2 separate regions of the Homo sapiens genome follow, and region 2 is linked to region 1. Evidence: chromatin loops called from intact Hi-C (ENCODE). Cell type or tissue: body of pancreas. All regions are shown on one strand.

Region 1 (2,500 bases):
TGTGTTTGTCAGGTGTGTTTGTGTGTAGGTTGTGTGTGTTGGGTGTGTGTGCATGTGTGTTGGGTTGTGTGTCTGTGTAGAGTGTTGGGTGTGTGTGTGACGTGTGCTCATGCATGTGTCATGTACATGTGTATGCGTGTGTCAGGTGTGTGTGCATGTGTATATTGGGTATGTGTGTGTGTTGGGTGTATGTGCATGTGTGTTCATGTTGGTGCATATATGTGTGTTGGATGTGTGTGTCTTGGGGGTGACCTGGGCTCCGGGCCCCTCTCTCCTGCACACCGGGCCTGGGTGGTCTGGGCGGCAGGATCAGTGGCCGCTGTGTTCTTACCTGTCTGTGGAGAGTCCTTCAGCCTCTGGAGGCCTGGGCTGGTGTAGGAGGTGTTAGCCAGACCTGTGTGGACGGGACCCGCAGTCGGTGTGGGGCTACCCCGTCGTCCCTGAGGGCGCCGCTCACCTCTGCTCAGGGCTGCTCCGCCCGTTTCCCTGCACACACTCGGCGTGCGAGAAGTGTCCATGGCCCGTGGGGCTCGAGGCCTCAACAGCAAGCCAAGCGCTTGGCCTCCCATGCTGTCCTTCACGAGCCCCAGCTTCCTTCCCTGCTCTCGTTCACTCCCTCGTTTGTCCACTCAGTCCCAGTTCAGCCGTCAGCCCCTCGGGGTTCGGCAGATGGCGGGCACCCTGTGTGCAGGGTACTCATCCCTGGGGCTTCTGGGTGGGGCTAGGAGGGGCTGGTGCGGGTGGCAGGGGCTTGGCGGCGGAGCCAACAAAGTGGGCTGTGCCCGCCTCCCCAGCTTGGCCGCCTGGTTTCCCTGAGGGGTCTGCGCCAAGGCCCCACAGCCGGTTCTCCCTGCTCTCGGTGGCTCCGGGGCTCTAAACATGGCCGCTTTCCTGCACGTCAGCCTTGAGACAGCCTTGATGTCAGGCCTGGCACTGAGGCCACTGTTGTCAGAGAAACATCCAGATAGCCCAGTCACGGTGACTCCAGGGCAGGGCAGCGGGGGACGTCCCACCCTGACTCCCAGAGGCTGGGGTGGGGCCAACACCCCCCACGTCCCACCCCCTGTACCCAGAGGGAGACTTTTCCCACCTCTGGGTAACTCCCCGGACCCTGCCTCCGAGACTATGACCCTTCCTGTGGCTCCCACGAGCCCCCGATGTCTGAGTGGTGGTGCGGCACCTGAGCAGGACCCGTGACCTCTCCAGGCCCTTCTTGGGGCCGGGACCCTCCTTGCCCCTGCCCATTGGTTAGCAGGGCACTCACAGCACCTCCTTCCAGATGTAGCTCAGAGATCCCATTCCTGCCACTCCTCACCTGTGCTCTCACCCCAGGCTCTGCCCACTTTCTGGGACTTACTTGATGCTGCCCCCATTACCGCTGGACACCTGTGTCTCCGGTGACGCAGGGGCAGGGGCCTGTCAGCTGGGAGATGGTGTTAACCGCGGTCCAGGGAGGAGCCAGGCTGCCTGCCCCTTGGCCGCCTGGGTGAGTCCTGTCTGGCACAGGCAGGAGGTTGGGTATTTGAGTGACTGGATTTAAGAAGAATGCCAACCTTGGCTATGTGGGACACATATTTGGCTGTGGTCCCCTTTGGCCTTGAGATCGTTTTCTGATGGGTTGCACCTGGCTTATCCCCAGTGTAAGCTGAGTTTACTCCAGACTGGTGTGGGGGTGGCTCATGCTGGGCCCTGAGCCTGGCGAGCACCTACCCCCTCACTCATCCCCCTCCTGGGGGTCCCAGTAGGTGTCATGGTCCTCAGCCCCCCGCCATTCCTTCCAGGGATGATCCACAGGGCTCAGAGCACCTGCTGCAGGAGTGCGCAGCACACCGAACCCTCAGCCATGGAACTCAGTGGTTCCTGGGATGGGGCCCTCGCTGGCCTCTGGTGGGGGAGGGGTGGGAGAGCTCTGAGCGGGAGGAGCAGTTGGCTGCCTGCCCCTGGGCCAGCACCTCTGGAGGCTGCAGAGCTGTGACCGGTCTCCCCTGGGCAATGCCCCCTGCAACTCAGTTTCTCCACCTTTCCGATGGGGGGTGGCACTTGGGGGCCGTCCCCGCTGTAGCACAGACACCTCGGGCCTGTGTTTCGGTGCCCTCAGCCCTGCCAGGCTGGCTTCACTGCCCCGGGTGGGTGCCTCATTGCTGCACCCCCTGCGCCCCCCGCCGCCCTCGCCCTGCCCCACCCGCAGGAGGTTCCCCGAGTCCACTGGCTCCAAGTCGGCTGCCTCCAGCTCTGAAGTCCAGCGGGAGACTCCTGCGTTCCTGCCCAGACTGGCTGTGCTTCCCCTCGGCTGATCCCTTGGCCAGGCGCATGGGCATCTGGGCGGGTTGGTCCGCCACCCCCGGCCTCTCAGCCCCTGGACGAGCACGAGGCGGCAGGTGCGCACTGTTCCTTCTGCACGCTTGGCGGCCGCCCACCCCTGCCTCCCGGCCCACCGCGGCCCAGGCCTGCAGCCCGTCTGTCCGACCCCACACTCTGCTGGCTGAGGCCCCTCCCATGT
Region 2 (2,500 bases), 170 kb before region 1:
TGCACCCCAGGCTCACATGCACTCCCGGCTCACACGCACCCCTGCTCACACGCACTTCGGCTCACACGCACTCCGGCCCACACGCACCCCGCTCACACACCCTGCTCACCCAGTTCCCACGCACCCCAGGCTCCCACGGACCTCCGCTCACATGCACCCCGGTTCCCACACACCCCAGGCTCCCATGCACCTGGCTCACATTCACGCCCGCTCACACGCACCCCGGCTCACATGCACCCCCGCTTGCATGCACCTCGCCTCCCACCCCCGCTCACACGCACCCCCGGCTCGCATCCTGGGCTCCCATGCACCCCCGGCTCCCATGCACCCCTGGGTCACACGCATCCCCGCTCACACGCACCCCAGCTCTCACGCACCCCCGGGCTCACACCCCCAACAGCTTGCACCCCCGGCACACATGCACCCCGGCTCACACGCACCCCTGGGTCACACGCATCCCCGCTCACATGCACCCCAGCTCTCACGCACCCCCGGGCTCACACCAACAGCTTGCACCCCCGGCACACATGCACCCCGGCTCACACGCACCCCCGGGCTCACACGTGCCCTGGCTCACACGCACCCCTGGGCTCACATGCACCCCGGCTCACACGCACCCCAGGTCACACGCATCCCCTCACATGCACCCAGGCTCACACACCCACCCCCAGCCCACACTCATCCCCGCTCACACACACCCCCACTCACACACACCCTGGCCCACACGCACCTTGGCTCACGTGCACCCCGGCTCACACGCACCCCCCCTTTCACACGCACCCCGGGCTCACACGCACCCCGGGCTCACACGCACCCCCCCTTTCACACGCACCCCGGGCTCACATGCACCCCGGCTCACACGCACCCCCTCTCACACGCACCCCGGCTCACACGCACCCCCCTCACACGCACCCCGGGCTCACACGCACCCCGGGCTCACACGCACCCCGGGCTCACACGCACCCCCTCTTACACGCACCCCGGGCCCACATGCACTCCGGCTCACACACACCCTCACTCATGCACCCCGGGCCCACACGCACCCCAGCTCCCATGTACCCCTGCTCACATGCACCCCAGCTCCCATGCATCCCGGGCTCACACACAACTTGACTCACACGTCTCAGGTTCATGCATCCGTCCCCTGGTGCGTCTCCGGGCCGCCCTCCACCGGGCTGTGCTGGCTGCCACCCCCAAGCCTCTTCCTGGTCTCCTGGGAAGCCTCCCCTATCACCCTAAGCTGCTTCTGGGGCTGGCTTTGCTCAGAAGCCACACCCAGGCTGGGCACTGTGCCCAGGTCTCCTATTGGCTCCCTGCAGCCACGAGGGGCTGTGTGGTCAGAGCCAGCAAGTCAGCCCCTGCCTCGGTACTCCCAATCCTGGGGCCCAGAGCACAGGGGTGACCCCTCTTCCTGCACCCAGTCTGTCCAGCTCCCCTGTGCGCTGTGCCTGGCCTGCTGGGGAGGGGCTCTGGGCGTGGGTGTCAGAGCTCAGCAGGCACCAGGAGCCAATGGCTCAGCAGAGCTTCCCAAGATAGGTCCTGCGCTGGCAGCCTCCGGACAGCGTTCTGTTTTGAACTTTAAGCGGAGATGCTACCTCTGGAAGGCCGGGGAAGGACAGAGCCTGCCTTCTCCCCAGGATGGCCTGAGCGTGTGTGGGACTTGTGGGGCCCCAGCAGTGGGGGGAATCTGCTCTGAGGGGATTTTACCCTGTGGAGCCCAGAGGGACCGAAGACACCAGTGACAGGCCTGGCCTGAATCTTGGGGCACCAGCAGCCATGCTGGCCCTTGGGCAGGGAGCTGTGTCCCATCTCCCCAGCACAGCCTCCTGCCTGCCAGCCAGCCAGTAAAAGGGTGGCGGCCTCCAACCTCCAGCCTGGCGCTGGCTGATGCACTGCTCAGGGAGGGGCAGGTGAGCGTGCACACGAGGAGGGGGCATCTCCCACCCCCAGGCCCCCTGAGGCAAGAGTGTTGGGGCTCATGGGCCCTCCGTGGGCCCTGCCAGGGTGGAGGCCCCAGGCCTGTCTTGAGCTGGGCTGGTGTTGCAGGTGGGGGTGGGGCGGCTGCTGGTGGCCAGCAGCTATCCCAGCCTTGGTTTCTGTCTGGAAAGTGGGGTGTGAGTCTGGCCACTGGGGCTTGGGAGGCTTTTATGGGGTGACTTGGGGCTTCTGGTAGTCCCCCGGGAACCCCCAGAGCCTGGGGTCTGAGCCTGTCCTCAGGCATGTGGTCTGGGTGCTCCAAGGGGTTTCATCAGGTTGAGGGGTGGCTTTGCCAGCCCATTCCCAAGTCCTGTCCAGTCCAGGGTGGGGCAGGGATCCCCCAGGGCTGCGCGGCCCTTCCCCAGAACCAGTCAACCGTCGGCACCCCAGGACGTCTACCCACCACCCACCTGGGCACCCACGCTGCAGACCGGGAGCTGGTCAGCATTTTCGGGGGACTGCTTGTCCCGTGCCCAGGCCTGGAACATATCTCCCGTCTCATCCTGAAACGGCCCAAGCCCGA

What was found. A loop is a pair of places that touch in the nucleus more often than their neighbours do. Peaks named below come from ENCODE experiments on the same cell type or tissue, not always from the same donor. Only the 100,000 strongest peaks of a DNase experiment are listed, where the experiment ranks them.
Region 2: it touches region 1 in a loop (2.7-fold over the local background); 11 of 110 quality-filtered maps call a loop at or near these places.

What each region holds. Positions count from the first base shown.
Region 1 is chr11:1,032,682-1,035,181 of GRCh38, forward strand. It overlaps MUC6 (mucin 6, oligomeric mucus/gel-forming (gene/pseudogene)), which reads right to left. Exons shown (of 33, transcript NM_005961.3): 2 at 332-394. Among named protein-coding and RNA genes, the nearest start is that of MUC6, 2.8 kb to the right of the region's middle. In body of pancreas, no CTCF peak of the experiment used is centred here; DNase peaks (open chromatin) are centred at 930, 1,550, 1,920 and 2,350; H3K27ac peaks cover 2,167 bases.
Region 2 is chr11:858,551-861,050 of GRCh38, forward strand. The region is part of intron 3 of TSPAN4 (tetraspanin 4); the gene reads left to right. Among named protein-coding and RNA genes, the nearest start is that of TSPAN4, 17 kb to the left of the region's middle. RefSeq lists enhancers at 375-908, 909-1,442, 1,443-1,975, 1,976-2,500. In body of pancreas, no CTCF peak of the experiment used is centred here; a DNase peak (open chromatin) is centred at 1,281.